Linked DNA regions of Homo sapiens: region 2 is linked to region 1. Evidence: chromatin loops called from intact Hi-C (ENCODE). Cell type or tissue: PC-3. All regions are shown on one strand. Each heading gives the region's core, and the rest is flanking DNA. Links, peaks and the distances in the headings are about the cores only. Region 1 has its middle 100 kb from the start of PTGER2. Region 2 has its middle 37 kb from the start of PTGER2.

Region 1 (16,817 bases), core at 5,316-13,315:
ACATACCATGCAAATGAGAGAAAGCTGGTCAGATAGCCTTAATGTCAGAGAAGACAGATATTAAGTCAAAAGCATTATTAAAAAGATAGATTATTCATAATGATAATGTTCAATTCATCAGTAAGTTATAACAGTTGTAAATTTGTGATCACCTAATAACATGGTATCAAATTATGTGAAGCAAAAATTAATAGAAGTGGACAAATTCACCATATTAGATTTTTAAGTACAAAGTAATTAATAGAGCCAGCAGAAAAAAATAAGGGAAGTTATCAAAGAGTTAAACAATGTCATTAATAAAGTTGACCTAACTTCACCCAGTGATTGCAGAATGCACATTCTTTCCAAACACACACAGGGCATTTATAAAAAGGAACATATACTGGGCTATAAAGCAAGTATTGATAATTGCTAAAGGATTAAAATGCACAACATGTTCTCTGAACACAGTGCAATTAATCTAGAAATCAATAACAAAATGATGCCTAGAGATATAGAGTTAAGGAGTTGGGTATGCAAACCTGAGCTTGAGGTAAAAATCTAGGCATCCTATAGCTTATGAATGGAAAAATTTGGAATTCAACCTGAGTCTCCTTCACATCCATTTGGTGGGATACCATGTAAAGCACTTCCTGTCCATAACATCCTTCTGCACTGACATTTTAAAATATATATAAAATACATAAAATAATACTAAAATGGCCTATGACTAGATTATTGAATAATCAGACCAATCATCTCTTCCCTTAGAGTTAATATTCTTAACACTTTATGGTTGTAGGCTGTAATTTCACATTCTCTTAAAATAAGCCTTTTTCTTTTACTAAGTTTTATTAGTGGAAGCCTATCCAAGATTTAGTTTGGATAACCCAGGGTCAAGTCCTTACATAGGCCTCGAGAGCTATAAAAAAACAGATGCAGAATCTGGAGTCTTGTGAAATATTCCAGACCAGCTTCTTGACTTATAGTGGGCAAAATTGCACGTCAGTATTTTAATCAAATAAAGCACTCATTTCCTCTGACATTAAATGCAGTCTGGATTTTCTGTTTCTCAGGTGGATATTTTATATAGTTATGAAGGCTATTTTTGAAGAATTAATTTTCCTCACATTTAAACTTGTTTTCTTATTAGAGATACAACCTAACCAGCTACCCAGTTCTTTGTGCCATGAAACTCCTTCAGAATGTCTGGTTTATTGTACTGAGAGTGACTATTGCATCTAAATCACTTCTCCAAAGTTACCAGGAGAGGACTCTAAGGTCACACCAGCCCCAGATGGTCTTGACAAATGTGAACAGTGAGTAAGTCCCCATTTAAACATTGTAAGAAGGTAGGGTTATTCCTGTTTCTAAAGATACTTAAAGTCTGAGAGAAAAAGCTATTGGAGAACAGTTTTCTTAAAAACTGTCTAACAAAAGTAGCATTCAAAGAAACTCTCATGTCTGGTAAACAGAATTGAGAATACCTCCATATCCAGAAACATCTGGGAGATATAACCAGTATAGCACATTGGTGAGAGAATGGGCTTTGGATCTGTGCTGAAGAATCTTTGGACCTGACTCTTCCAATTATCAGCTGTGTGATATTGTAAAGTTACTTAAAATCTTACATTTTTGTTTCCTCAGTGGTGAAAATATTGCTTACCACATGGTATTGAGGGTTAAATGGGAGTATGCCTAGTAAGCATTGGATATATGTCATCTTAAAGATTGGTTTATTTACTAGAAATTTTGTCCTATTCACAAAATAAAGTAATACATTCTCATAATAAAACAATATAGAAATAAACAAACACAAAAAGCAATACCTGGTCCCACTTCCCTCCAACTCCAATTATGGAGACGTGGTAACTACCATTAACAATTTGGCTTCCGTTTGACCTTCTGAATATTTTACTTCTTATTTTTAGGATTCAAAGATACTTAGGTTAGTCAATTGTCCCTTCACCTTTTCAACTAAGATCAAGTAAAGATACCATTAGAATATATTTTTAAATTTAACTTATTTATTTTCATATCTAGCATTAACAGTTTTTCTTTCACTTTGTGGTATTAAATATTTCATCCATATTCAGTGCTTACGCTGAAATCAAAAGGGGGAAGAAATCAAAAGGGGGTAGAAAAATCTGTCCCATTTGATCATTAATGTAGTCAATAGTTGCTTTTTTGACTGGAATTTTGTTCTTCAAATCTCAACTTAAAAGTTAACATAATTATACCTAGAGTGTTTTTTGTTTGGCTGAACACAACATCCCCTTGGTGTCCTGGAGTGCAGTGCTCGAGAGCACCATTCTGTACTGAGTAACAGTCCACCAGATTTCCTGCTAATGGATAACCCCTGTCCAATGTGTCTAAATATCACTTGTGGCTACTAGTGTCTGATACATATGACTGCGGGTATGAAAATTGTGTCAGTTCAGAATCCTTTAACTGTATGTAACAGATAATCTAACAGTAACTTAACATATTGGGTTTCATTTTACTTAAGTGAAATATTTTACTTTATTTACATAAGTAGTCACCAGATATAGCAGCTTCATGGTGGTAGCAATGTCCTAGGTTCTGTCTCTTTGCTTCGCTCATAATGTAATGGCTTGTTTCCTCTCTTCTGCAAGATGCTTGCTGAAGCTCAAGCATCTGACATGTATTTAAGGCAGGAAGAAAGAGAGAGGTGGGTGCCTGATACCTCCATTTTATAAAAAGAACAAAGGCTTAATCCAAAGTCGCCTGGGAGATTCTGCTTGTGTATCACGCTTGGGTCAGAGCTGGGCCATATAGCCACTCCCACCTGCAAAAGAGCTGGGAAGTAAATCCTGTATTTGGTTTTCCAACCTCTATACCGGAAAGCAGCAATGGAAAATGCTGTAACAAATCCACAGCCTCTGACACAGGAGGGAAAATGGAAGATAAGGGGATGGGCCATGAGTATTCTGCCTTGTTCTTGGTGCTGGTTTGAAGATACACCCCAGTAATAGCGGTAAGGATGATCTAGAAGTTCTCCATTGAGAAGCTCCATGGCAAAAGGAGGCCTGGGTCCTCAAATGTTACAGCTGTTAGGCACCAGCAACTTTGGTTCACACATAGCCACTTCCCCAGAGTGCAAATGTGCCCTGAATCTGGGTTAAAGTAGTTCCAGCATCTGCCATCTCTTGACTTGGGGTTGCTGTTGCTCTTCTCAATCAGCTCAGTGCTGGGTCCATTTAACAATTCTAGTACCTTTCTACCCTCAAGGTTTATTTTAGGGAGCCCCTTGTCCTTCCCTGCCCCTGAGCATTGTTCAGGGACACTCTGGCCCACTGAGAAGTTGTCCCAAAGCCGAGGGATCCTTGTCCAAATCACTTCACCCCTTCTTGGAATTGTGAATACCAAAGGGCATTAGAAAAGGGTATATAACCTTTTCTATAAGCAGAGGATCTTGGCTTACATTTGCTTAACCTATAACAGCAATTCAAATGACTCTTCGAAGAACAAGGACGATCACCCAAAGTGACTCCCTGTATTGCCTACTTGTTTACCAGAGAAGTTGAGTTCAGCTTTTCCCACTTAAAAGAAAAAAAATCTGGCTACTCGAAAAATTAGAAAATATGCAGTTATTGCAGTATAGGCAAGTGGCATAATTGATTCTCTGAGATTTCATGCCACACATCTTTAGATCACATCTTTCATTCATTTACATTCATTCCTTCAACCAACCAACATCTGTGATGCCTATTAAGTGCCAGCCCTGAGCTAAGTGCTGTGAACATAAAGTCATATAAGGAATGGACCATTACCCGCAGGACCTTAGCATCTAGTGTGTGGGAGAGACATGGAAATCACTTTTGCCTGTTGTTATAAGTGCTGAGGCAAAGGGTGGCCCGGGATTGTGGGGAATCCTGGAGGAGGAGCAGCTAAATTAGTCTGGGGGCCAGAAAACCTTCCTGGGGAAAGGATGCTTGAGCTGAATTTTGGAGTATAGGTAGAATTTACTAAAGCAATTTCCAGGGAGAGGAAAGAGCCTGGGTGATGACATGGAGACCTCAAACAGCCTGGTGCATGCAGAAACAAGAGCACTAGTTCCATTTGGAGTGAAGAGTGTTTGAAGAAAAGACATGCAGGAGGCCAGAGAGGAACAGGAGCCAGATACAGCAAAGTGTTGTTGAACTAGTGAGCTTGAACTCTGAATTGTAGGTTATGATTTAGGGTTACAAGCCTATTCAGTTATTCCCCACCCATTCCCAAGAGTAAAAAAGTAAACTTCAAGTGTTTCTATTTTGATGAAAGAGGAGAATTAAACATCTATGATAGATTACCTTAAACACATGGTCTCCCTAAAATGATAATTATAATCATTTTAGAGTAAGAGTCCCTTTCTACCAGCCCCTTTGCTTGCATTAACATAAGTAGATTAAGCCCTCTGGGGGATTAAAAATTGTAGGTGAATGTTTTATCCTGGAAATTACAATGAATCAGATACTCTCTAGGGCCAAAGTCATTTCCTGAAATAATTTTTCCAGACTATTAGAGTACAGTTTATTCCCTGCAATATAAATTGCACAAAATGGGAACTGAGTTAGTAAACCTCCCTTAGCATCTCAATTACTATGGTTCCAGGAAACAACTTAGGTATGGGAAGGAGACAGACCAATACCAATATTTGCACATCCATTTCTTTTCTTTAGTTTGGCTTCAAAGTCTTCCAGTGTTTCTCTGGTTTCCTAGAAGACTGGGACTTTGAGAAGCAGATTCCCACAATAAAGTCTTAATGTAATTCAAGAAGTCAGAAAGAGTGAAATTATTTAGATGTTTGTTATTCTAAAGTCTTGTGAAAACATTTTGTCTTTCAGTTTTAAAACTCCTTTATGTGTTTTTAAAATTGTGTTCTGGTATACTCAGAGAGTTTATACTATGAGCATTTCAGAAGATAGTCAGTATTGATATGTTTATATCACATCCTGTGTGTGATGGTTGCTGCAGAAATGATTGATAATAAGTTTATTTTACTCTAAAGTTTACAAAAGTATTGATTCATACTACCTTGTATTATATTCAGTTTCCCATTTATAAAGCCCTTTCCTATACATTGTTTAGTTTTCACAATATCATTATAAAATAGACTCAGTATTTTACAAGCTAGGAACAAAACCAAGAGGTTGTGGCACATGGGGCTGGGCGCGGTGGCTCACACCTGTAATCCCAGCACTTTGGAGGGTCAAGGCAGAGGATTACTTGAGGTCTACTAAAAATACAAAATTTAGCTAGGCATGATGGCATGGGCCTGTAATCCCAGCCACTCAGGAGGCTGAGACAGGAGAATCACTTGAACTTGGGAGGCAGAGGTTGTAGTGAGCCGAGATCGCGCCACTGCACTCTAGCCTGTGTGACAGAGCAGGATTCCATCTCAAAATAAATGAATAAATAATAAATAAATACATAAATAAATAAATAAGTTACAGCACATAGGTCACAAACTAGAGTCTTCATTTGCATCATCTAGCAGAGCTTTTCATAAAAGAGACCCTTGTATTTTTTTGTGTGCTTCACTCTCCTCCCCTCCGCTACCCCCTCCAAGATTCTGCTTTAACAGTTAAAAAGCTGCCCAGATGATGCTGATAGTGAACCTGCTTGGGAACCCCTGGTTAAAGGGATTTTTCTGTCTTTCTTTCTTTCTTTTTTTTTTTGAGACAGAGTCTCACTCTGTCTCCCAGGCTGGAGTGCAGTAGTGCAATCTTGGCTCACTGCAACCTCCCCCTCCCAGTTTCTAGCAATTCTCCTGCCTCAGCCTCCTGAGTAGCTGAGATTACAGGTGCCCACCACCACGCCTGGCTAGTTTTTGTATTTTTAGTAGAGACGAGGTTTCACCATGTTGGCCAGGCTGGTCTCGAACTCCTGACCTCGTGATCCACCCGCCTCGGCCTCCCATAGTGCTGGGATTACAGGTGTGAGCCACCACGCCCAGCCAGTTAAGGAGATTTTTCTGAAGCTCTTAAGGAGTAGAATCAGAGCTTGAACCAGGCATGCAGACTGCAAGTCAAGGGTGTTTCCCATAGACCACAAGTTAGGTAGGAGCAGTTGATGGGAGGCGAGGGGTAGGGGTAGAGGGATGGATGTTGATGGAGGTGAATTAAAATCTTATGGCAATTTTCCTTTAAAAACAATTTTTTTTTAAAGTGAAGATGGAGTGACAGTCAAGATCAGAAATTTTCAGATTGGTAACATTTTATGGGATGTTGTTAGTATGGATGTTCATCATGTGAGTGTAATCTTTCTGTTTCTAGGCATGAAAAGCAGGAAATGCAGGAAAACAAGACAGAGGAAATGGTAGATCCATTTGTATCTTTTAAGGAGACATGGTGAAAAAAAATCCATGATAAGCTGTAAACCTGAAGATGAATCATGAAAAAATAATTGCCATGAAACTGTAGTAAATTCCCAGGTGTGTGGGGAAGAGAGACTCCATGTTTTAGAAGATAAATTACACTCAAGTCCCAAGAAGGAAGATCTGAGTGGTAGATGTTTCCATTTTTATATTACTAATGATGAAACTAAGGCTCAGAGAGGTAAAGGAGCTTGCCTAAGATGCTCTGAAAATATGTGGGAGAAACCACCAAACCATTATTATAATAAATGATCATAAATGATAAAATAAAGAAAAACCCATAAGAGAGGAAAATAAACGCCAGGACACTGTGAAAGGCCTGGCAAATGCAACCTACAATCCATTTTGTGATATTGATGAACTATAACATCGATTTACCCTGTTTTTGTCACCAAAGGAAGCCACTGAGCCATGGTTATGAGATTTCTTCTTGGACATTTGAAAGTGAGATTTTCCAAATTCTTATTTTTCAGAAGTTGATGAATTTCAGCCCTAGGCAGGATTTTTATAAAACAAATTTAAGGGAGAATATATTTTAGATAATTTATTTGTGCTGCCATTTATCACCTGTTGGTTGAAGACTGGTGTTTTAGGTGATGCTGTTATAAGTAGTACTGCAAACACTTTCTGCTTTTAAGTGTGTACAGGTCTCAGAATCTGAATTACATGGTATAGTGCTTTTGTAAAGTGTATGTTTTCAATGGTATAAAGGACTTTTAAAGTTTATTTTGATATTTTAAATCATCAATCACCTGTATATAGAATTTGTTGTTTTTCACCTTTTCTACGTTGTTACAAATGTATCCCAGTCACTCGGCCATAGTTGTCTAGGTTTTCACAAAGGTGTTTCTTTTCTCCATGTCTTTTCCAAAAGACTTTCCAAGCTCTAGGATTCAAGGCAGACCTCTCATACCTCTTACATCTTACTTAAATCTGATTTGGGCTTCAGGGAAAACACTGAAGACACAACCAGTACCTGAAACATTTTTAGTCTTAGTGTTTTGATTTATCCTTGGTCACTTCCCCTAGCCTATGAAGGGAATTTCTGATTGAGTTCTGCATCTCTGATTTTTAAAATTTTGATCATAATTCATTTTTCCTGAGAAAGCATTTTTATATTTTAGGAGTATAAACCCAAGAATTCACAAAGGTATTTTTTCTTATAGGAATGCATGAGATGATTTGCCTTTCTAAAAGTAAATGTAAAACCTATAAACTATGTGATTATACTTTCCCAAGTTTCTAGGAATCAACCCAAGTGCAATTATTATAAACATGTAAGAAATCATGTCTACCATTGAAAATATAAAATTTAAAAATATATATTTGTTCATAACAGAACCTATAATCAGCAACTTCTTTGTTTTCCTTGTCTTACTGTTCCTTCTTGTAATTGTTGACAGACACGCATTTTAAAAAGAATGAAAGTTCAGTATTTGTGGGAAAGAATTTCAGAGTTATTTCTAGTAATTCCCTTGCTCCCTTAATGAGCCGGTATGAGATTTTTTTTAATGTGTAGAAGACTTTATTTTGTTAACACTTGCTCTAATCTAGCTTCATAAAGTGGAAGTTTTCTCTCTCCACTGATGCTATGGGAAATCTGAGAATTCAGGCCCTATCCATTGCTGTTGGTCCATCCCCCTGAAAATGATCTTTAGCTTTTGGTCTGCTAGAGAAAAATAATGATTTTTATGGCTCCAAAGTGTCCTTTTAAAATAGAGATTTTTTTGATATCTTTCAACTCACCTTTTATGTTTTCTGATAATAATAAAATAATCCTCTGAGTAAATGCCCTTTTATACAGATGTGTGACAAGTAGTTGAATGGACAGAACTTCTAGTTGAATAAATAATTTTGTACTTTTTTAAAATTAAGAATTACTTTTTTTTTTTTGAGACAGAGTCTGGCTCTGTGCCCAGGCTGGAGTGCAATGGTGCTATCTTGGCTCACTGCAACCTTGACCTCCCAGGTTCAAGCGATTCTCCTGCCTCAGCCTCCCGAGGAGCTGGGACTACAGGCACACGCCACCATGCCCAGCTAATTTTTTTTTTTTTTTTTGTATTTTTGGTAGAGACGGGGTTTCACCATTTTGGCTAGGATGGTTACTATCTCTTGACCTCATGATCCACCTGCCTCAGCCTCCCAAAGTGCATTACAGGCATGAGCCACTGCGCCTGGCCCAAGAATTACTTTTTAAATGAAAATCCACAGATTCTTGTTTTATATTTTTGGATTTTCAGATCTTGATATCTTTTCAAGAAAGGCATAGTCTTGATAAATAATATTCAAAAATATATTAACATAAATACTATGTATGTTCCTGTAATTTCAGAGCTTCACTATGTATGCCCATATATGTATATGTGTATATATGTGTGCCTGTGTGTGCGTGTGTTTCTGGTACAAATTGATTTAATAAACTATTTGAAGAAAAAACTATCCCTGATTACCTAAGTCAGATTTTATCATATGAAATTTAGCACATTGTGTAGTTTGTTCTATTCCGTGTGTTTCTGAATTGTTTTAGTTGTCATTAGTGCTCTCTGATAGTTACCAAAAAAAATAGTTGTAAATATTTGTAACATCAGGAATCTTGTTTCACCTTTGGTTTAATAGTCTAAAATTCTTTGATCCTGAATACAAAGAGAAGTCCCAGAACATTTAGGAAGGTTGATGGAAGGGTAATTGGAACCCAGGACTACATTCTATCTACACATGCACCTAGTAAGCTAGAGGCTGACTGCTGAAACTGCAGGTAGAGGTGGCTCTGTTAGAGGACCTGTGCTTGCTTATGCAGAGCTCCACTCCACAAATATCCTATATCTAAGGAGGGATTTTTTTACTTGGGGTCTGTAATACACATAGGTAAAGTGGAGTGTACATGAACATGTATGCATTCTTCTGGGGGTTAGACCCATTTTTCTTTTTTTTTTTCGGTGGTAGGGGGGGATTGGAGGGGGACGGAGTCTAGCTCTGTCACCCAGGCTGGAGTGCAATGGCATGATCTTGGCTCAGTGGAACCTCTGCCTCCCAGGTTCAAATGATTCTCCTGCCTCAGCCTCACCAGCAGCTGGGATTACAGGCGCCCACCACCCCACCCCGCTATTTTTTTGTATTTTTAGTAGAGATGGGGGTTTCACCATGTTGGCCACGCTGATCTTGAACTCCTGACCTCAAGTGATCTGCCCGCCTTGGCCTCCCAAGCGCCCGGCCCTAGACCCATAGCTTTCTTTAGGTTGTCAAAGAGTTTCATGACTGCAAAAAAGGCAGAAAAACTATTAAAGCTAACAAGATGACTGTATCCAATTAACTATTTATTTCAGTTTTTCTAAATATCGCTTAATAGCCTGAAACATAAATTTATCATGATTCTCTTCTCTGCTTCTTAAAACCCAGATGCCAGTCAACAAATTAAAGAAACTTTATTGACATGAATGGTACAGGCATATGACTAAAGCAGAGAAAGTACAATACGGTTTCATTTTATGAGAGTGACGTGTTCCTGAAGACTTGGCAATATTCAAAACTTGCATATTTCATGTTTAATTGCTCCCATAGAACTGACAAAGATGTTTACTAGCAAAACTGGCCAAGACATACGCCAATAGCATAAACACAGTTGTTAATTCCCTCATCCCTCCTCCAACTTAAAATCATAATTCTTCAAGATAAAAAAATTGTATTTACATCATTTCTAGTTTTGTGCTGAAAGTGAAACTTTATTGATATTTTTAGTTCAGCCTTTTTAAGTGAATTAAAGTTTTCCACAGAACACTGAGTCAAAATGAAAATTAAACACACACGTACACACGCTACTGGGTATATATCCAAAGGAGATGAAATCACTATGGTGAAGAGATATCTGTACTCCCATATTTATTTTAGCCCTATTCACACTATGCAAGATACAGAATCAATCTAAATGCCCAGCAATGAATAAACGGAGAAAGAAAAAAATATGGTAAATATACACAATGGAATACTGTTCAGCCATAAAAATAGGATGAAATCCTGACATTTGTGACATGGATGAACCTGGAGGACATTATGTTAAATGAAATAAGCCCAGCTGGGCGCAGCGGCTCACACCTGTAATCTCAGCACTTTGGGAAGCTGAAGCGGATGGATCACTTGAGGTCAGGAGTTCGTGACCACCCTGGCCAACGCAGTGAAACCCTGCCTCTACTAAAAATACAAAAATTAGCCGGGTATGGTGGTATGCATCTATAATCCCAGCTACCCGTGAGGCTGAGGCACGAGAATCGCTTGAACCTGGGAGGCAGAGGTTGCAGTAAGCCGAGATCGCGCCACTGCACTCCAGACTGGGCAACAGAGTGAGACTTTGTCTCAAAAATAAGTAAATAGATAAAAAAAGCCAGGTCTAGAAACTCAAATATTGCTTGGTCTCATTCACATGTGGGAGCTAAACAAGCTGATTTCATAGAAGTAGAGAGTATAGTGGTAGTTACCAGAGACTAGGGTGGCTAGAGGGGTAGGGTATAGGAAGATGCTGGTCAAAGGATACATAATTACAGTTAGATAGGAGGAGTAAATTTCAAGATATCTATTGTATAGCAAGGTGACTATAGTTGATGGTATATTGTATTATTGAAAAATGTAAACAGTGGAAGTTATGTGCTCTCATTACAAAAATGACAGCTATGTGAGTTAATGTATTTTTAAACTAGCTAGAGTTGTTAACCATTCTACAATGTATATATACTTCAAAACATCATGTATACAATAAAAACATACAATGTCATCTGTCAATTTTTTAAAATGGCTGCCCTGATCCAACACATGAGGCCAAAATAAGAGTGGTACCAGCATAGTAATGTGTGTAGTTCAGCTTGGGAGTGGGTTTAGAGGGGCCCGTTCTGAGACTTGGGCTGTGTAGTGTAAAAGTACACAACTTACATTCCAAAAACTTTCTGAGTGATTAAATAATGCATGAGTGAACCATACTGTATTGGTTATTCAGCCACTCCTTTCTGAATCTTTTTTTTTTTTTAGGTTAAAGAGCTAATAGTCTTTTGAAAAAGAAGTATGAGCTCAGCTTTCAAAAGGCAAAAATTTTATTTTCATCATTTACATCCCTGGTAACAAGAACCAGCTGCTAGGAAACAGGTCCCAGTTATGTATGAAACTCCAATCTGCTAGAGTTTCAACCTCAATTTATCAACCTCAAATATTAATAGATCTTTAATGAAAAGCTTTTCGTTTCTGGCAGAACTTTGGTGATGAATTTCTACTCTAGGATTCATTTTTGAGATAAGCCAAATTCACTAAAATTAGGCCTTCTTTACTCTGCTTGTGGCCCTTGCTCGACCTGTAGTTTTGGACATTAATCATTTCAAAGTAGCATCTTTTGATCACATTGGCACTACAAGATGCTTTTTTCATCTCTGGTCAGCAATTTTTTGAGCCTTTCTTATTTCTACATGAGCCAGGAAACTCAGCCCAAGCTGGGTTCAGCTACTATGTTAGCTAATTCTATGTGCCAACTTCTCTAGGTTATTGTGCCTAGTTGTTTGATCAAACACCAGTCTAGATGTTGCTGTGAAGGTATTTTTTTAGATGTAACTAACATTTAAATCAGCAGACACTAAGTAAAGCAGATTAACCACTATGGTGTGAGTGGGTCTCATATAGTTAAAGGCCTTAAGAGAAAAGACTGAGGTCTCAAGGAAGAAGTTCTGACTCCAGTCTGGCTTGGGACTCAGGAAGGCATCAATTCCTGATGGAATGTCTAACAGATTTCAGACTGCCAGCCCCACAATCACATGAGCCAATTCTTTAAAAATATCTTTTTTTTTTTTTTTTTTTTTTGAGACGGAGTCTCTCACTGTGACCGGGGCTGGAGTGCAACGGCGCGATGTCGACTCACTGCAATCTCCGCCTCCTGGGTTCACGCGATTCTGCTGCCTCAGCCTCCTGAGTAGCTGGGATTACAGATGCACACCACCACACCTGGCTAATTTTTTTTTTTTTTTTTTGAGATGGAGTCTTGCTCTGTTGCCAGGCTGGAGTGCAATGGCGTGATCTTGGCTCACTGCAACCTCCACCTCCTGGGTTCAAGCGATTCCCCTGCCTCAGCCTCCCAAGTAGCTGGGACTACAGGCACGTGCCACCATGCCCGGCTAATTTTTTGTATTTTAGTAGAGACGGGGTTTCACCATGTTGGCCAGGATGGTCTTGATTTCCTGACCTTGTGATCTGCCCACCACAGCCTCCCAAAGTGCTGGGATTACAGGTGTGAGCCACCGTGCCCGGACAAAATAGTCTTTATTTTATATATATAAATATTATATGTAAGTATATTCATATATAAAGATATTTAAGGGATATATATATTTATTTAAGGAGTGAATACACACACACAAATTATACTGGTTCTGTTTCTCTGAAGAATCTGATACAACTCAGATGAGCCTTATTAGTGGAGTGGGATTATTCATGCCCGCTGGGAGCAAATTAGATCAATGATTCTAAAACAATGGGCCTATGGAAGTGCATCAGGCACTGCTAATGGGGAGAAGGAAGGTGCTGACAGCTGGTACTCTGTTCCCCCTTCCTGAGCTTCAACCAGAGTGACTTGACTTCTGTTTATTTCATATATTGGAGGGTGGTATGAATGGTACTTAAAAAAATTCCAGTGCTAAAAATAAAACTTACAGATTTATGGTTAAGATAGACCAATATCTCAAAGTTTAAGTATGTATGGTGTCTGCATGAAATTTTTTACAAAATAATTTTTCATTGATGATGAGGTCATATCTCAAAATGGTCCAAATATATATTTTGTAGTCAATAAGATATTCCTATGATAAGGATTTTTTCAGGACATATTCCATCCCAGTAGCTTGATGTTACCCAGCTCTATAGTTTTATAAATATGTAGGAAAATACAATTTACTTTGTTTCCCAAATGTAAGTCCATCTTCTGAAGTGGCCTTTAATTATGGCAGTAATCTCTAAAATCATAAAAGGCAGGGAAATGTGTATTTGATGTCATGTTCCTGATTTGTTTTTATAAGATTCATGAAAAGACTAAACCAAGGTGTGGACACAGGATCGGGGACTAGATGGATCCTCTTTTGGCTGTTATAGCAGGAACTATAACAGGAAGGGACTATGACAGGAACTATAGCAGGAAGAAAGAAAAACGTGCCTTGGAATTCATAAAATTCTGAAGTAATGGTGACAGGTGTGAAGTGGAATAAAAGCCTGGGGTGTTGTGGGCTGAGGTATTGATAGCATTGGGGTAGCTGAATTCAGTACTGGGCCTAAAGGAATTTGATCTATCAGCTAGAACTAGCAGTTTCTGTGTCAGAATCTTCATCACCATTTAGAGGCACTGTTTGGTTAGAATTAATATGAGAGATTGCATGCTGTAATGGAAATGGCCTTCCAGAAATGGCTGATAAGCTGGGCCCCTACCGTCCAATATTGCCTGGCTCAGGAGACCGTGAAGTTTTGAATATTTCTCTGAGCTAAAGGTCACCGGGTTGGCTTTGCTATAGATGGGGATGGGGATTTGGTGGACAAATAGGGACCTGAGCAGAGGCTTCAGATGCAAATCTGACCATGTCACTCTTCAAAATTTCCCCTCCCACTACAAGATAGTCTAGGCCAGTGTTCTTCAAACCATAGTGTGCACGAAAATCACCTTTGAAAACATCAATTGCTGGACCCTACCACCAGAGTTTCTGATCAGTAGGTCCAGGATAAGGCATAAGAATGTACATGTCCAAGTTCCCAGGTGATGTTGATACTGTTGGTCCATGGACCACACTTTTAGGACTACCAGTCTAGGCACTTTACCATCACACAAATGGATCTTTTCTGTTCATTTCATGCCAACTTCTTTATTCTATATTTCCCACCTCCTGTCCTGTATATTATGATTCAGCAATGTGGAACTACTTATAGTGCACTTGCAGCCACTATGCTGTTTCTTGCCACCCTGCCTATTCCGTTTATTTTACTAATTCCTATGTAACTTTAAAGACTTGGTTTGCATTGTTGCCCAGTACTCTCTTGTTTAATTGTCTCATTTCCCACTCCTCATCTGGGTCAGTTAGCCCTCCTGTAATACCCAGAGACTGCTCCGAACATATTTCTACATTGCACTTATGACGATGCACTGGAGTGATCTGTTTATGTGGCTATTTCTTCTATGACACTGTGAATTCCTTGACACCAGGAGCACGTCTTACTTTTTGTATGCACAATACATTCACACTGGAGGTGCTTGCAAAATTGGGAGACGGGGGTAGAGGGGAGCAGGAGAGAGGAGGAGAGTGAACCTTGTGCCCCTGATTACTGAGGCCATCTCTCTGATATACAGGGAATGTGTGGCTCTGGCTTAGAGTAGAGCTTCAGGTAGCCATCTGTCATTAAAAGAATTCTTTTAATTCTATCTATTCAAGATCTTGTACAATCTACAGAATTTCAGAGCAAATCAAAACACACTAGGGTTATATAGCAGTCAACTTTCTATTTCTTTCAGCTATGATCATTTCCTTCGTGTGCAGACCTATAATGAGGGCTGCATATGAGTATTGTCACAATCTCTGGCAAGTTTCACCTTTAGCTTCCCCTCTGTTGAACAAGGCATACACTTATTAAAATTTAGGGCAATTTTAGTAATTTATAATTGGATGAAATAGTTATTATTGCCTTAGCATATACAGTTCACAAGGACAATTAATTGCACAGTAAAATTTGCAAAGGAGATACTTTGATTCAAAGACTAAATCGTCAGTGTTCAGGCTTTTCGGTTTTCTTATTCCTTCTGTCTGTCCTCATTTTTTATTTTCCACCCATGGCTCCTTTTAGGACAAAATATTTTAGCCAGGAAAGAGCATAAAGATAATTCAGTCCTGATGCATAGGATAAATGATTTTTCTGGTCACAGAGCTAGTCCGTAATGGAAGACTAGACTCCAGGCCCCCGGCCTGAGCACTGCACCATGCTACTTTTTACCATCTGTTTAAGAAGCCCCACTTTGTATCATCAATTCTACTGTTCCTGAAGCAGAACAGTTAACAAGACAAACTCAGTAATTTACGCCCTAAAGTAGGAGAGAGTTAAAGTTGAAGAGTAAAATCCACATTGCAAAGAACCATACAGTCTATTACTACTAATAATATAATCATAGGTAACATTTGCTGAGGGTTTGCTATGTTGCAAGAACCACAGTAGGTGCTTTACATGGACTGTCTCAGTTGATCCTCACAACGACTCTATGAACGGGTCTGTTATCCCGTTTACAGATTAGAAACAGGCTTGAACGCTAATGTGCCCTAAATCCACACTGGTAAAACCAAAATTAAAGCAGAGGAGGTCTGTCTCCAGAGCTCATGCTCTTTTAACCACTACACTAATGGAGTAAAAGCATGCAGACATTCAATCTGGTTGCAATAGTGACTGAAGGAAAATAGTTGCTACAAAACGCAAATAGTGAGACAAGGCATCTGTGGGCACCTTCTGCCTTACCTCACATTTGTAAAAATAAGCATACTGTGTGGGACTGGTAGCTATATGATTTAGCTTCTTGTCTTAATAATTTGTAAATAAATTATGTTAAGTTTGGAAGGAGCCACATTGTTTATTTAATCTAGCTTTACTAGATGAACAAATCCTCCCCTCTTCAAAATCCCTGATGCGGAGTGATGAAGTTTCTTCTTGAAAGCAGCCAGTGAATAGAGGATTTGCCTTTGGAGACAGTCTACTCAGTGGTTTCTGGTTCTTTTTCATCTGGAATTAGAGCCCACTTTACCTGCCCCTTTTCCCTAGGTCCTTGCCCCATCCCCTGAAGGGGAGTGTATTCATCTGTTCTCATGCTGCTAATAAAGACATACCAGACACTGGGTAATTTATAAAGGAAAGAGGTTTAATAGACTCACAGTTCCACGTGGCTGGGGAGGCCTCACAATCATGACTGAAGGTTAAGAGGAGCAAAGTCACGTCTTACATGGTGGCTGGCAAGGGGGCTTGTGCAGGGGAACTCCCATGTATAAAACCATCAGATCTCGTGAGACTTATTCACTACCACGAGAACAGTATGGGGAAGACCAACCCCATGATTCAATTATCTTTACCTGGCCCCACCCTTGACACGTGGGGATTTTGACAATTCTAGGTGAGATTTGGGCGGGGACACAGCAAAACCATGTCAGGGAGGTAGTACGTCTACTGTCTCTGCTTGGAGGTAGCTGGAAAGGCTGGGAAGATTATGTCCCCCAACCCCCCAGACTTTCCTCATCAGGTTACACATCCCCAGAACATCTTTCAACCTTCTGTTTTCCAGATCTCCCGCCATGTTTTTATTTACTTTTCTTTTTTTATTTGAAACGATCATAAAACAGCACTACCGCCATTTAGTCACTTCTTCCAGGACGTAGTCTAATTTTTTCTACAGTCTTCTCCAGAATCTAACATTTTATCTCATCAT
Region 2 (16,817 bases), core at 5,976-13,975, 66 kb after region 1:
TCCCTTCAGGTGTCTAGAGACTAAGTTCTGTGTGTTGCAGGTGCTCATTTTTATTGAACTATTTAGTGGTCAGATGAAAAAATAATTTTTTTTGAGATGGAGTCTCGCTGTGTCGCCAGGCTGGAGTGCAGTGGCGCGATCTTGGCACACTGCAACCTTCACCTCCCGGGTTCAAGCGAATCTCTTGCCTCAGCCTCCGGAGTAGCTGGGACTACAGGCGCGTGCCACTACACCCAGCTAATTTTTGTATTTTTAGTAGAGACGGGGTTTCACCATGTTGGCCAGGATGGTCTTTATCTCTTGACCTCGTGATCTGCCCACCTCGACCTCCCAAAGTGTTGGGATTACAGGCATGAGCCACTGCATCTGGCTGCATAACCATTTTAATTAGTTTTTTATTTAACCTTTCAGTGTTTATATTTTGAAAATATAAGTATATATACATTCTGATAAATGCATTGTTAGGAGATGTCATCATAGTTTGAACATCATAGAGTGTATTCACACAAACAGAGATGATATAGCCTACTACACACTTCAGCAATATGGTATAGCCTATTGCTCCGAGGCTATAAACCTATAGTACATGTTACTGTACTCAATACTGTAGGCAATTGTAACACAATGACAAGTATTTGTGTATCTGAACATATCTAAATGGAAAAGATACAGTAAAAATATGACAGCTGTTCAGGGCAGCTCCATTATAACTGTATGAGGCTACCATTGTATATGGGTTCATTATTGACCACAATGTTGTCATGAGGAACATGTATTTGTATTCCTCTTTCTTACCTAAAAAACAAGCATACTGTTCATATTATTCAACACTTTGCCTTAAAAGTTAATATAATAATGTATCCTGAAGATCATTCTATATCAATATATAGAGCACTACCTTAATATTTTTTATAGCTGCATAGATTCTACTATGTGGATGCATAAGAGTTTTTTTTAACCAGTATGCTATTGATGGATAGACTATAAATGAGTTGATTCCAATCTTTTGCTGTTATAAATATTGTCACAATAAATAGTCTTGTGTGTGTGTGGGGGTATATATATATATATATATATATATATATATATATATATATATACATATTCCTTTGGGCTAGATTTCTAAAAGTGGGATGACTAGGTCAAGGGGTAATATATATATATAAATTTATGTTTAATAAAGAAATAATTTATATGCATTTATATATAAATATAATTTATGTATATATTTATATATAAAGGAATAATTTATGTATCTATATGTACATATAATTTATGTATCTATGTATATATCCATATAATTTATGTGTATATGTATACAATTTATGCATATATATGTATATACATATAATTTATGTGTATATATGTGTATATACACACAATTTGTGTGTATATATAAAAATATATAATTTATGTGTATATAAATAATTTATGTATATATTTATATATAAAATATGTAATTTATGTATATACTTATATAACATACATTTTTTGTGGAATTGATAAATTCCCCTCCATTGGGGTTTTACGATTATGCATTCCCACCAACAATGCATAAGAGTGCTTGTTTCTCCACAGCCTGGGAACAGACGTAGATTTTGGATTTTTTTGTCATCTGTTGGTAGAGAAGTAATAGCTCCTTAAATTTTCATTTTCATTTTTCTTAGTATGAATGAGGTTGAAGTTTTTTATATGTTAAAGACCATTTGCTTTTACTTTTCTATAAAGTATTTAGACATTTTTAAAGTTTTCTGACAGATTGTTGGTCTTTTTCTTCACAATCTGTAGGAGCTCTTTATGTACCAGAGAGATTAGCTCCATGATAAACACTGCAAATATTTTTCCAATTTGTCTTTTGTCTTTGCCTATGAGACTTTTTGCCATGTGAAAGCTTTTTAACTTTATTGAGTCTGGGTATAGAGTTCTAGGTAGGGGGTTTCTCCACTCTCAGGTTTTAAATAAATTAATCCATGATTTATTTTAATACTAAAATGGTCTCATTTTGTACATTCAGATACCTGATTCACTTAGAATGTGTGAATCTGCTTGTATCTTTATTTAAATGTCTATTCATTTCAAATGTTTTTAATTAAAAATTTTGTTAATTAAAAAGAATGTGTTAAAACCCATCTTTTACCCACTGATTTAAAATGCCACCTATCTCTTTTATTATATTTCCCGATTTGGCTCTATTTTTATAATTTCTATTGTTCCATTGGTCCGCCTCTCATTCACGCCATAGTCTATTCAACCAGTACCACACAGCTGAACTACAGAGACTTCTATTACATATTTAAATAACAGATAGAGGCTAGCCTCTCCTCTTTACCCCAACTCCCACCCCCAGCAATTGTTCATTCTTTTCAGGTCTCTCCTGGCTATTCTTGCCTGTTTATTTATTTATTTTTAGCATGAAGTTTAGAATTAATTTGTCTAGCTCCAGAAAAGAAACTTCATGTCATTTTTTTAATTACTAAGATTGCATTGCATTTATGAAATAACTTGAAACCGACATCTTTATCATGTTGAGTCTTCCTGTCTAAAACACAGTATGGCTTTCTATATGTTCTGGTTTACTTTATATACAATTTTTTAAAACAAAAAAGACTATGTTTTGTAATTTACTTTTTCATTTTTAAAATGTATCTTGGAGATATTCTACCTGAATACATATAGATTTATCTCATTTTTAAAAGGCTATGAATTATTCCATTATATGAATGCACCACAATTTATTCAGTCTCCTTTTGGTGGAAATTGTTTTGTTATTTTAAATATGCTATGATGAAAATTCCTAGACATACATGTGCAAGTATTTTTACAGAATAAATTCCTAAAAGAGGAGTTTGGGGGCCAAAGTCTATACACACATTCAAAGTTTTGATAGATAGTGCCTTCAAAGAATTGTAACATTTCCCACTTCAATGAAGGTTGAGTGAGAATGCCTGTTTTCTCACACACTCGCCAATGCTGTGCAGAATCAATGTTTACATAATCTTCATAACTTGATGCTTTGGTTACATTGGCACCAGTCCACCTTTACCCATCCCACTGAGCCTTCATGATGCCAGATGTGAGATGATTGAACAGAAGCACACCTGTTCTGCGCTACCTAGGGACTTGTTTCATGGTATTACGTGGATTTGCCATGCCATTCATGTTTGGCTCAGTGAGACAAGGGTCAGCCAAGACCCTGTCTTAATTTGGGTCCCCTCAGAAACAAACTCTAAAGATTTGGGTACGAGTAATTTGGGGAGGGAAATGATCCCAGGAAATACCAATGGGGAACTGGAGAAGTAAGATGGGAGGGGAAGGCAGCCTTTAAACGGTGTGTTATGGGGTTACTACGTGGGCAGGCAGAGCTCAATCCCCCTGGGGAACCCTGGCATCCAGTGTAGAACCGGCCTCAAAGTTATACCAACCGAGGAGTGAGGAAGTTAGAGTATTTATCTACCAACTACTCATCTTACATTGGACTGAGGATTACTCAGGGTCATGAACCCTGACACTTGTGACTTGACTTGTAGTGTGGCTAACTCCCTGACTAGGAAGAAAGCCATAAAGTGGAGAGCCACAAGGGCTGGGAGTTTCCGATGAGGTGAATGTTGAGGGGATATGGATGGGACACCAACAAAAAAGAGAAAAGAGAACCCATCTGAAAAAATGACCACTCACAAATCTTTGACTTCTGCTGTCTTCCTCACAGTATTACTCTCAAACTGTAGTTTTTCTACAAAAAGCAGAAATCTAGAAATTATTCTAATTACTGGGAGTCTGTTGCTATTTTTTTGTTGTTGGATTTTTTTCTTGCTAGTTTATGTTTCAGATGTGAATAAACGTCCATGAAAAAAATCTGGTAGCATTCCATGTTGAGTCATAAACATGTAGTCAAATTCCAGTTTGTCCTGGGCTGTTAATCTGAGTTTCATTTCTCAATGACTTCCTCCCACAACTCCTTTGCGGTTCAAATAGTCAGCCCTATGGCTCTTTTCTCATCAAGTGTTTGTGTCTTCTGTTCCTGCAGTCTTGAGGGGCTTTGTCTTCCTTTTATTCAGCTGTTGGGAGTGGTTTGTGGATAAGACCTGAGCAGGCTGAGTCCCCCTGAGTTCCATGGCCTCCAAAGCCAGTAGTGTGGAGTAAGACATAACATTGTGTGTATGCAATGGCTGTTGTCCAGTTTAGGGATATCACACATTTGGCTGTATACTTAGTGACTTGCCACTGAATCACAGCCTCCTCCGAAGGTGGACTGAACTTGTAACTTTTGGGCTAGAAAGAGGTGGATAATTAATTATTCTAATCACCATGTCCCCATTAATCAGTTGTGTTTCTTAGATGGGAAACTGGGCTTAAGTGCAGGCTTACAGGTGAAGGAAATTTAAAGAAAGGAAATAAAAGGAAAGGGTCAAATTTTGTGTCTAAGAACTATTTTCTAAGATTGGTTCTTATTAGTATAGATTCCAAGACTTCTCAGCTAACTTGGGAAATGCAGGGAACTGGAAAAGATGGGAGCTGGGTAAGGTGACTGCAAAGAATTACTGGTCCTTTAGGGTTAGAGGGAGATTATTTTAGGATCAGAAATATGTACTTTGGAAATGTGCCTGTTTTTAGAGTTTTGATTTTCCATAATTATTTCTTATGTTCTCTCTTATTTAGTTAAGTTTTAAAATATATCAAGCAAAAACCACTACAAAATGAAAAGCAACACAAGTATATGCATTTATAAGTCTAAAAGAAAATATTAAATGGGTCAAAGGGAACTAGGGAATGGGGCAGGGAGGGGATAGGGAAGAGTGTTCATTTTTGAGTCAGAGCTTCAGTGGGAATCAATATGAGGAAAACCTTAGCAGACTCCCATTCTGGAATGACTTCCTGGGGACTTTTCTTTTTTGCTAAAATCTTGGAAGATCTGTGTTTTACTCATAAGGGAGGCTCTTTTCTGTTATGATGTACTTTGTTTTACTTAGCACATGTAATCCTAAAATTACATTTATAAACTGCTTAGTAAAACTAGAAAAGTTAGATACTTAAATTTCACTACACACACACACACACACACACACACAGTGAGAGAGAGAGAGAAAGAGAGAGAAAGATGGGGTCTCTCCCTGTCACCCAAGCTGGAGTGCAGTGGCACAATCATGGCTCACTGCAGCCTCGACCTCCCAGCTTAATTGATCCTCCCACCTCAGCCTCCCAAGTAGCTAGGACTGTAGGCACACGGCACTATGCCTAGCTAATTTTTATATTTTTTATAGAGACAGAGTTTCACCATGTTGCCTAGTCTGGTCTCGAACTCCTGGGCTGAAGCAATCCTTCTGCCTTGGCTTCCCAAAGTGCTGGCATTACAGGCATGAGCCACTGCGTGTGGCCTCACTTCATATATTATCAAGGCACTTCATAGGTTATTGTTTGTGTAAATCCAAGTTTTGATTTACTAAGTTTGCTAAAGAAGGTGGAAAATAGTTACTCTTAAGTGTCTTTATTATCTAAAAATCTTAGTGATAGATTTTGACTTGTTTGCATCTTACTTTTTTTTCCTGGAATAAATTTGACTTTCTTGGTTTATTAAAAGAAATTCTGGTTTGTATAACTACTTGTCAGGCCATGAAATGTGCAAAACCATGCATCTTATACCTTTTTATTTTTTTATGTGACAGTTGCACTTTTGTTGTCCAGGCTGAAGTGTAATGGCACGATCTTGGCTTACTGCAACCTCCGCCTCCCGGGTTCAAGTGATTCTCCTGCCTTAGCCTCCCGAGTAGCTGGGATTACAGCCATGCGCCACCACACCCGGCTAATTTTTATATTTTTAGTACAGACAGGGTTTCTCCATGTTGGTCAGGCTGGTCTCGAACTCCTGACCTCAGGTGATCCACCCATCTCGGCCTCCCAAAGTGCTGGGATTACAGGCGTGAGCCACCACACCTGACCTTTATACTCTTTTATTTGTGGTTTTGTGGGAAAAGACCTTGACAATAATATTATTAATGTATTAAAAACATTTCCCCAGGATGTTTGATTTTTAAAAATAATTTATAATCTAAAATCTGTAGTGTCTAGCTTTTATATAAAATGTGAGCTACAATGTTAACAACATTGCCAAATGGCTTACTTTAGTCATTCTCTGAAGAGACTTCCTTCTTTGCTCTTTCTACTCTACCTCTCTGCTCAAAAAATCCCAAATAGTAACCTCATTATATGTTATTATGATGATTTATAGGAATGATTTATAATGTGGATTACTCTTTTTCAAAAGGATCTGGAGGGACGGCTTTTTTTGTAGAAGTTTTTGAAAAGAGCCACTTAATAAATAATAAGCAATGTTTGTGTTTTTTGCAAGTGTAGCAGTGGGGTGCAAGGAGAAAAAGAAGAGGACCATTAGAAGATGGGGATGGCTGTTTGTGTGAAGTTCTCATCTCTTGTGTTTTCAAGTCCTGAACGACAGGGATTATGTCTGATGCATGTTTGGTTTCCTTGTGCAATGCTTTGAAGTGTCTCCCTTCCAGGAACACACAATTCAAGAGAAAAGTAAGATAAGTACACAAACAACTATAGTTCTAAACAAATGAGCAATTGCGTTATTTGAAACGTTTTAGAGGCTATTTTAGAAAGAAACGCAGCTGTAGTATTGTCAAGTACACAGAGTAAATTGAATTCACTGCCAAGTATTATTAAATTTTAGTTACTGATGATGGCACAAGTTTTTGTTGAAATGTTAGACTTGTTTTGACCTTCAAATTGTGTTAAAAAGTTTTAACCAGTTTAAATTTGGGTGTATCAACATTTTAGTTTTCTGATAATTAGTTGGTTTGGGGCACACCGCACAGGAAAAGGAAGAACAGAGAGGTTTTACTCAGAATCAGACCACTGTGGTTGTTTTTCTCCCAGGGTGATACGTCTTTAGGGGCATAAAAGGGTTAAGGGAAAAATCGTAAAAGCACCACAGTGCTTACAGTCCCTGAGTTGCTTCACTGAATATAAAACCAAGAAATCTCCTGTTAGCCAATCATTAATCTAGGTGTTGACAGCCCATTCAGTTTACTGACATTTATATAAAGCCCAGAGAGCTGAAGAAAATCAAATCAGGTTTTAAAGCACTGGAAAGAATGACATAGTTAAAATATAAATGTCTTTCTTAAAAGTTGATCATTACTGGAGGGGAAAATATCACATCCCTGAGAGATGAAATGTTTCAGGTCAGTAATTGTACTCTGTGGGTTGTACCTATCTGGAGCTGCATAGAAATGTACTGATGTGGCCCTGAGCATCTCATGGGCCCTCCAGGGCGGAGGATGATGTCCTCCTGGGCCAGACGGCATCAGAGGAGAAAATCCACCCTGGGGGAAGATAAATGTTTTGTAATAAGTGTGAGCAATTGGCTGAAGGGAACAATTACTTTTATCTTTGCTACTGAGCCTCTGGATTCTGCCAAGTATATTTATGCTCCTTGGCAAAGACTGGATTTTAATTTCTTGGCAAAACACACACAGACATCTCTCTTACAATATCTAGTAAAAGATTCTACTTTGTAAACACTCATTCTACAGGGTTTAGAAGCTAGTGTGGGGGATTAGATCACATGTGCCTCCTTAAATCTTCAGAGAGGAAAGAATTCTTCAGGAAGGGAAAACTTCAAGGCAGTTAAGCAGAGGAGGTCTGCCTGGTGAGTTATTTAGTCTGGCTCCTCTCCTTTTAAGTGCTCTCACTGATTCTGAGAGACAGGTTGAGTTCTTGATGCCGTTTAAAAAACGTAGCCATACCCTCCAGCTCACCCTTCGGCTCCTCATGAATTCTGTGCCATCTTGGGCTTATCTTTGTTTCTAGCTGGTGTGAATGTGACGATGTAATTTCAGCACTATGAAGTCACTGAGAACACTGGAGCTAGCGGTTACTGAGGTTATTAAGTGTCACTCAGGGCAGAATTCCCTATTAAATTGAGCCAAGGATACAGGCATAAGTGAGCTCCTGGCACAGGGCACTAAACAAAACTGACAGAAAGAAAACTTTGGGTTGCTGAAACCAATGGCCTTCTCTTGTGAGCAAATGCTCTGACATGGAAAAATGCTTTGCCTAGTGAGACAGATTGCCTCCTGCCTGTGGCCATGCTACTTAGGAGGAGCCGTATGATGCGATCCTAAGGTCCGTGATCAGTGATTCTGAACAGCAACTGTTTTGTTCAAAGGTTTGTGATCTGGGACCCCAAACAGCAACTGTTTTGTTCAAAGGGAGAGGTGTTATGTAGCAAAATCATCAAGTTGATTTTTTTCCTAAGTGCTATGCATCTAGTGCATGGTAACATGTGGCCTACCTACTCTCAGCTCCTGAGATTACAGACAGGCTCCTGAGGCAAATAGCCCTTAATTAAGGTTCTGGTACTATTAACAAGGATTTAAATGTTCATAGTTTAAGCCCCCTTTTTATAATGAACAAAATGATTCTTTACACCCAGCCATACTAATTCTACAACTTCTAATCCTGAGCAAGGATGGCGAATTTGTGACACATATGAGATAGCTCTCCTTGTTTGGTGCCCTGGCAGACATTCATTCACTCATCATGACATTCCAATAAGTCTTCAGAATTCATGTCAACAGAGCGCTCAGGCAGCTGTTGCCCAAAAGGCTTCTTACAGGAGTATAAGAGTGTGTCATGGCATCCAAGAGCAGAAATGCAGGAATGGCTTGCTACTGGAACTTTTCATTTTATTGGAACCTGTCATCACTGTTCCTCCTTGAGCTTTTAGGGTAGGCAAATAATGACCCCCCGTCCCCCACCACACATAAGGTGTCCTAATTCCTGGAACTTGTAAAATGCTACTTTATATAGCAAAAGGAACCTTGCAATTAAATTAAATATCTTGAGATGGAGAATTTATTTTGGATTATCCAGGTGAGCTCAGTGTAATCACAAGAGTCCTTAGAAGCGGGTAAGAAGGTCAGAGTCAGAGAAGATGTGACCAATGGAAGCAGAGTGGAGTGATGTAGCCATAAGCCAAGGAATTCAGGCAGCCTCAGATGGAAAAAGCAAGGAAATAGAATTTCTCCTATCGCCTCTGAAAGAATGCAAACGGCCAGCCAATTTTAGACTTCTGACTTCCAGCACTGTAAGATCACACATCTGTATGTCTTAAGCCATTAAGTTTGTGGTAATTTGTTACAGCAGCAACAGGAGATTATACAGCACTCATCTCCTTTGTTTCTCTTTACTGAATGGCTTTTTCTGCCCTTTAGTTCACAGAGCAAAACATGGCCTCCCCAGAATGCCCAAGCTTACACATGGCAGGGACTGTCACACACGTAGATTCTGACTCAGCTTTCTCGTCTCCATTTCCAAATACCAAAAAGAGAATGTGCCCAGGACAGCTTGGGTCAGGGGTTTTCCCCTTGGTTGGCCAGCCAAACCCAAGGTGCAAGGCCATACCACATCATGTTTCTTGTTTTGTGTGTGTGTGTGTGTGTGTGTGTGTGTACCCATAAATATTAATATCTTGGTTCTTGTCCTTCAGTATAAAGAATTGCTTTCTAGAGATTTATAGCTAATTGTCCATGTGCTGTTTACATTACTGTTCTTAGTGTGAGATTATATATTTTTCCAAAATCACAATGACCACACTTATTTCTTCATGTGCAAAAACACAGTTTTCTTGATTGGGGAGTTATTAGAATCCTAATATTTTACTTCCATTTTTTTTGTTTGTTTTTCTCATGCCATCTTTTAAGAGCAAAAGATAGGGCATGCATCTTGATTCTTGATTAGATAATGCAGTCCATAATCCATGTAATTATCTGGCGTTGGCACTATTCACAACAGCTGCTAACTAGATACGACCTGTATGCCAAATAAATAGGATAAATTTCCTGCCCACAAGGTTATATTCTAACAAAGGAGGCTGTGTTCTAGAAAATTTTGAATAATGAGATTTGGGAAAGGATTATACATTTTATCGTGTACTCTGCTTAAAAAATAAGTATGCTCTTCTTATGTCAGAACATGCTGTGAAAATAACAGTCACTAATCTTACCAAACAGAAATTCCATCTTAATGCCATATTTACTGACATACAATATTTACAAATTTGCAGTGATTCTTAGGAAAAGAATTCCCTGCTTTATCTCCTGTGATATGGTTCAAAAAACCCAAGAATACTAAGTTAGGCTTCTGCAAGTTAGCCCTGCATTAGAAAGAAGTGTTTATTAGTTAAAAAAGTACCATGTAAATTAAGCATTCCTGTGTGCTGAGCAAGCAGGCAACGTGGACTCATACTTAGAGATCTGAACTGTGGAACCATGGAACTTCTTAGCCAACTTTGTCAGTAAGTTGTCATTTCCGTGTGGCTGTTTAAATGTTTAACACAGAATCTGCAGCCCAGAAAATCAACAGCAGATCATTTGTTAAATGAGTGAGTGGTGGTAACATTTTCCTTTTGGTATTCTTCAGAAAACATGAACTGGTGTCAGGCAAGAGCCTCAAAAGCAAATGGGCTAGGGATCACTTTTTCCCAGTTGTGATTAGAATAGCAAACGTAGTCTAAAAAACATTGATCCAACCTATAATATTATGGCTTATATTTTAGGTTTAAAATATACCTAAACCATTATTTAAGTTTAGGTTTATTTTAAACTTTATAATTTTATTTATTTAAATAAATAAATTTAAGCCAATAAGCACGTAACATGAACCCATGGACTATAAAAAATATTGGATGAATCAGAAGTGGGTAACAGTTTTTGTTCTGAATTTTGTTGCTTGGCAGCAACAGAAAGCAGCCTTAGTCGATTGCAGCGCGCACTGTCCTGAGCAAATGTCCAAGTCTCTGGGCCCTGCCCTATCCAGAGATCCCTGACTAGGGAGTGTCACCAAAGTTGTCATTATGAGGTCTCTTCAAATAAACCCAACTTGGCAACTTTCAATGCAGGAAATATCTGCCATTCTCTCTCTTTTTCTCTCTCTCACACATAAACGTTTAGTCAATTTCCTCACCGTAGCAAAATTTACACATTTATATACTTCATCTTTGCAGACTTGTGTCTTATTTCTCCACATTAATAGACTATTAGTTTTTTAATTCTAAAAAATTTCAGACTCACAGAAAGCATGGAAAGTATACAATAAAGGCATAGGTGCCCGCTATTCAGAATTAACAAATATCAACAATGTGTTTTATTTGCTTCAGTTTTTTTTTCTTTCTTTTTTTTTTTCTTAAAATAGATGGGGTCTTGCTCTGTCACCCAGGCTAGAGTGCAGTGACGTGATCACAGCTCACTGCAGCCTCAGCCTCCTGGGCTCAAGTGATCCTCCCACCTTGGCCTCCCAAAGTGCTGGGATTCCAGATGTTTGTTTGTTTGTTTGTTTTACTTTGTTTTTAATAAATGAAAATAAGGGACAACTCCTCTTCTGTGCCACCCTTACTCTATTCCTGTCCCTCCGTCCCCAGAGACAGCTGTCATCAGGAAGTTACTGGGTATCTGTCCTTCTGAGTTTTTGTACCTTTACTACAGATGTCTGTATTCATAAAAATATTTGCTTCAGTTTATGTGTTTTTAAACTTTACACAAATGTCTGTTTATTCTATAAGTGAGCTGAAACTTAACTTTTTAAACTCAACATTGTTTTTGAGTGTATATGTAATGTATATGTAGCACATTTTATTTATGCATTCATCAGTTAATGAACATTTGGGTTGTTTCCACCTTTCTTATCCATAAGAAAATATTTAGATCTAGTTTACCCATTCATTTTTAACTGATGTGTGATTCTTGTCTAATAGGGTGCAAAATATGTTTTCATTTGCATTTTCTTAATTACTAATGAGGTTGAACACATTCTCATATTTGTTTTTTCTTGGACATTTAGGTTCTTTCTTCTATAAATTGTCTGATCTTATCCTTGGCTCGTTTTTTCATTGTGTTGTTTGTATTTTCTTAGAGAGCTATAGACGTTCACTTTATAATCTTGTATGCTTTTTTGGCTACATGGGTGGCAGTGGTCTTTAAGAAGTTGTGGTTTATCTTTTTTACATCATTTATGGTGTCTTTTAATGTGTAGGAGTATTACATTTTGACGTATGCAGTTTATCACCTGTGCTTTTTTATTGTGTTAAAATATGTATAGCATAAAATTTACCATTGGTGATATTTAGCGGTGCAACCATCATCACTCAAACTTCTCATCACTCAAAAAGGGAACCCATATCCATTAAGCAGTTACTCCCCATTTTCCTCCCACCTCTGATCCTGGAAGCCACTAAGCTGTTAGCGCTATAAATTTGCTGACTCATGATATTTCGTATAAATGGATCCATACACTATATGGTCATTTTTGCCTGGCTTCTTTCGTTTAGTATAATGTTTTCAAGGTTCATCCATATTGTAGTGTGTATCAGTACTTCATTCCTTTTTATGGCTGAATAATATTGAGGTGTATGTGTATGTATATAATATGCATAATATGTATATATAGATAATATTTACACATAATATATTATGCATATATGTAATATATATGTAGCACATTTTATTTATCCGTTCATCAGTTAATGAACATTTCAGTTGTTTCCACCTTTCATAGTAGTCTGATAAACGTTGGTTAAAAAGTATCTGTTTGAGTCCCTGTTCAATTCTGGGGGGTATGGAATTGCTGGGTCATGTGGTAATTCTGTGTTTAGTTTTTAGAGAAACACCCAAAATGTCTTCTATAGCAGCTACACTATTTTGCATTTCTATCAGCAATTTATGAAAGTTCCAATATCTCCACAACTTTGCCAACACTAATTTTCCATTTAAAAAAGTGTTAACACAATTGCAGTGAATGTGAAGTGGTATCTCATTATGGTTTTGATTTACACTTCCCTAATGGCTTATGGTATTGATCATCTTCTCATGTACCTGTTAGCCATTTGTATATCTTCTTTAGGGAAACGTCTGTTCAAGTCCTTGCTATTTTTAAATGAGTTGTTCATTTTTCCATTGATGAGTTTTAAGTGCCCTTTATATATTCTGGATACTAGACCCTTATCAAATATATAATTTGCAAATATTTCTTCCATTCTATAGGTTGTCATTTTACTTTCTTGATAGTGTCCTCTCATGCACAAAAGTTTTTAATTTCTATGAAGTCCAACTTATCTATTTTTTCTTTTGGTGCTTGTACTTTTGATGTCGTATCTAAGAAACCACTGGCAAATCCAAGGTCATGAAGATTTACCCGTATTTTATTCCTAAGATTTTTTATGGTTTTAGCTCTTAGATTTAGGACTCTGATCTATTTTAATTTTTATATAACTGGACTTTCTTATAGATTTATAGACATTCTTTCTGTATTTTCAATATTAATGGTTTGGTTTTGGCTACATGGATGGCAAACATCTTTTAGAGTTTCTGGCTTGTCTTTTTATTTTATGCATGGTGTCTTTTATTGTGGAATAGTATTACATTTTTATGTATACAATTTATCATTTGTGCTTTGGGGGTCTTTATAGGAAATTTTTCTCTACTTAAGGTCATAAAATTATTTGCCAGTATTTTAATATTTTCCTCACCTTTATGTCTACACAATTTATCTGGAACTGATTTATATATACGATGAGTTAGGGAGCTAATTCTTTTTTCCTACATGGACAACTAATGGTCTCAACAGTGTTTATTGGCTTTCCCTCCTAATTTGTAAAACTACCTGTGTCATATACCAAGTTCCCATATATGATAGCCCTTTTCTGGGTTCTCGTTACTTATGCCTCTTCCAATACAACCTGATTTTAATTACGGGAGATTTATCATAAATCTTAGTATCTAGTATGGCAAGGACCCTCTCCTGGTTCTTCTTCAAAATTGTCTTCATGTGGCAGACAGAGTAATGACCCTCTTTCAAAGAGGTCCCATCCTAATCCCTAGAACCTTTCTTTTTTGCATGGCAAAAAGGACTTTTCAGATATAATTAAGTTAAAGATCTTGAGATAGAGAAATAATCCTGGATTATCCAGGCAGACCCAATGTAATCAGAAGGGTCTTTATGAGAAAAAGGGAGAAGTGTCAGAATCAGAGAAGAAGATATGATGATGGAATCAGAGGTCAGAGTGACGTGGCCATCAGCCAAGGAATGCAAGCAGCCTCTAAAAGCTGGAAAAGACTCCAGCTTTGTTCTTTTTGCTTAGGATTGCTTTGGCTATTTGGCCTCTTTTTTGGTTCCATATGAATATTAGGAGTTTTTTTTTTCTAATTCTATAAAAAATGATATTGGTATTTTGACAGGAATTGGCAGTATGGTTATTTTTACAATATTGATTCTTCCAGTCCATGAGCATGGGGTATATTTCCATTTATTTGTGTTATCTGTGATTTCTTTCAACAGTGTTTTCTGGTTCTCCTTGTAGAGATCTTTCACCTCCTTGGTTAAGTATATTTCCAGGTATTTTACTTTTTTTGCAGCTTTTGTAAAAGGGATTGAGTTCTTGATTTGATTCTCAGCTTGGTCATTGTGTATAGCACTGCTACTGATTTGTGTACATTGATTGTGTCACCTGTGACTTCACTGAATTCATTTATCAAATCTAGGAGTTTTTTTGGAGGAGTCTTTAGGATTTTCTATGTATATTATCATATAATTGGGAAACAGTAATAGTTTGATTTCCTCTTTTCCAATTTGCATGCCCTTTATTTCTTTCTCTTGCCTGATTGCTCTGGCTAGGACTTCCAGTACTATGTTGAATGGAAGTAGTGAAAGTGAGCATCCTTGTCTTGTTCCACTTCTCAGGGGGAATGCTTTTAACTCTTCTCCATTCAGCGTGACGTTGGCTGTGAGTCTGTCACAGATGGCTTTCATTTTTTTGAGGTATGCTCCTTCTATGCCTAGTTTCTTGAGGGTTTTTGTCATAAAGGGATGCTGCATACTATTGAATGCTTTTTCTACATCTATTGAGATAATCGTACAATGTTAGTTTTTAATTCTGTTCTGGAAAAGGTAAAGGGAAAGTCTCACCTTAAGCCTCTGGGAAGAATACAGTTTGGGCCAACACCTTGATGTCAGCCCTGCAGCTCTCATTGTGAACTCCTGCCCTTCGAAACACTGAGGTGATAAATGTTAAGTCACTAAGTTTGTGGAAATTTGTTGCAGGAGCAATAGGAAACGATTGCTTGGATGTTGTAGATAAATTTGGTTGGAACTGATATCTGTACATTATTGGGTCTTCCATTCATGAAAGTAATATAACTGTACATTTGGTCAGTCTTCTATGCCTTTCAATAAAGTAGTGTAATTTTCTCCATAAAGATCTTTCACATCTTTTGATATATTTATTCCAAGCTACTTTGTAATTTTTGCTGTTCATGGTATAAATTTTTAAAAATTATATTTTCTCATTTGTCATTGTGTGTAGGAACACTATAGGTTTTTCCAAGTTGATCTTTCCAGCAAACCTACTGAACTTAAAAAAAAAATTATTCCGATCATTTGCTTAAAGTGCCCAGTGGATTTTCCATGCAGACAATCATTATTTACAAACAATGTGTCTTCCTTTCTAACTCTCATATGTGTTTCTGTTTCTTGTCTCACTTCATTGGTTAGGTTTCCAGGCCAATAGAATAAGGCATTTTCTAAGGTATTTCCTTCTTGTTCTGGTCAACTGGCTTTGTAGGTATGTATGTGTAGGTATTTTTTTTTTCTATTGTGAATAAAGAAACAATGTGTACTGTTCCAGGGATAGCCTGTCCAAATTGTGAAACCTAGCCACTTCTTTTACTCTGTCAGTTCTATAAAGATCTTTCTAGAATGATCCCTCACCTTTTTACCATTTGTTTTCCTTGGCCTAAAAGACAGCCCTCTTGGGAAAGTGGGTAGACTCACCCTTACATGCCCTGTTTATGGTATGAAGCTAAAAATATCTTGGAAGGAAGCCAGAAGCCAGATAAATCTCAATGATAGGGTAATCTTTTTCTAGGATCTCTTTTATCAGCCTTGGATATCTAGGATAGTTATTTAGGATATCTTTTATTGGGCTCCCACCACCCCCTTGATGATGTGAGTGACCTTCAGAAGACCTGGTGCACTCACTTGGCACAGCACATGAACCTGGTGCAGGATTCAAAAAAGCTGAAGAAAGCAATCTAGCTCCTGTTGGAGATGCAGTGGGCCAGGCTGCTGTCCCATGGAGATCTGGGAGGAGATGGGTTGCTGGGGGCCCAGCCATTGCCCTCCCATGCCAACAAGATGAGTCAGCAAATCTAACAATGTGCATGAGCCACAGTGTTACCTGACCTAACGTTGCCCTTCAGAGCTTAAACATGGCTGAGGCTTTACTACTGCCTTCTAATTCTGGCAAACATTTTTCTTGTGGCCAACCTGAACCCAAAACCATGAAAAGAAGGGAGCTCTGGAAAACAGTTGTAGCTTAACTACATTGACACAATAAAAAGCCACCATGATTGTTGTCTTGCTAGATAGTCAGAAAGTATCTTATTATATATATCATATTGTCTTGTCTGTGTATACAGAATACCTGAACTGGGCCAAGTTTAAAAATTTTAATAAAGGTCTGTTAATTAAGGCTACATTTGAAGAGCATTTCTTTTGTTCCAATATTGGACATTGTCCATTACATTTTCTAGAATGCCTCACCGTTAGCAGTTGAGTTTTTTTTCTCTTCTTATTGGGATTAGATAACAAATGTCTGTCATATCATCAACACAAAAGACAGGCAATGTGGTATTAAGGAAAGAGTAGTTTATTTTCATTTAGTTCATATATATAACTAGAAATACATAATTGTACATGATTATTGTGTTGCATAGGTGACTTACCATTGTAACTTTCCTGAAATCCTT

Evidence for each region. A loop is a pair of places that touch in the nucleus more often than their neighbours do. Peaks named below come from ENCODE experiments on the same cell type or tissue, not always from the same donor. Only the 100,000 strongest peaks of a DNase experiment are listed, where the experiment ranks them.
Region 2: it touches region 1 in a loop (2.0-fold over the local background); 7 of 110 quality-filtered maps call a loop at or near these places.

What each region holds. Positions count from the first base shown.
Region 1 is chr14:52,407,274-52,424,090 of GRCh38, reverse strand. No RefSeq gene overlaps it. Among named protein-coding and RNA genes, the nearest start is that of PTGER2, 100 kb to the right of the region's middle. In PC-3, for the core only: no CTCF peak of the experiment used is centred there; a DNase peak (open chromatin) is centred at 9,840; H3K4me3 peaks cover 366 bases; H3K27ac peaks cover 735 bases.
Region 2 is chr14:52,342,432-52,359,248 of GRCh38, reverse strand. No RefSeq gene overlaps it. Among named protein-coding and RNA genes, the nearest start is that of PTGER2, 37 kb to the right of the region's middle. In PC-3, for the core only: no CTCF peak of the experiment used is centred there; DNase peaks (open chromatin) are centred at 10,298 and 10,738; H3K4me3 peaks cover 1,673 bases; H3K27ac peaks cover 3,646 bases.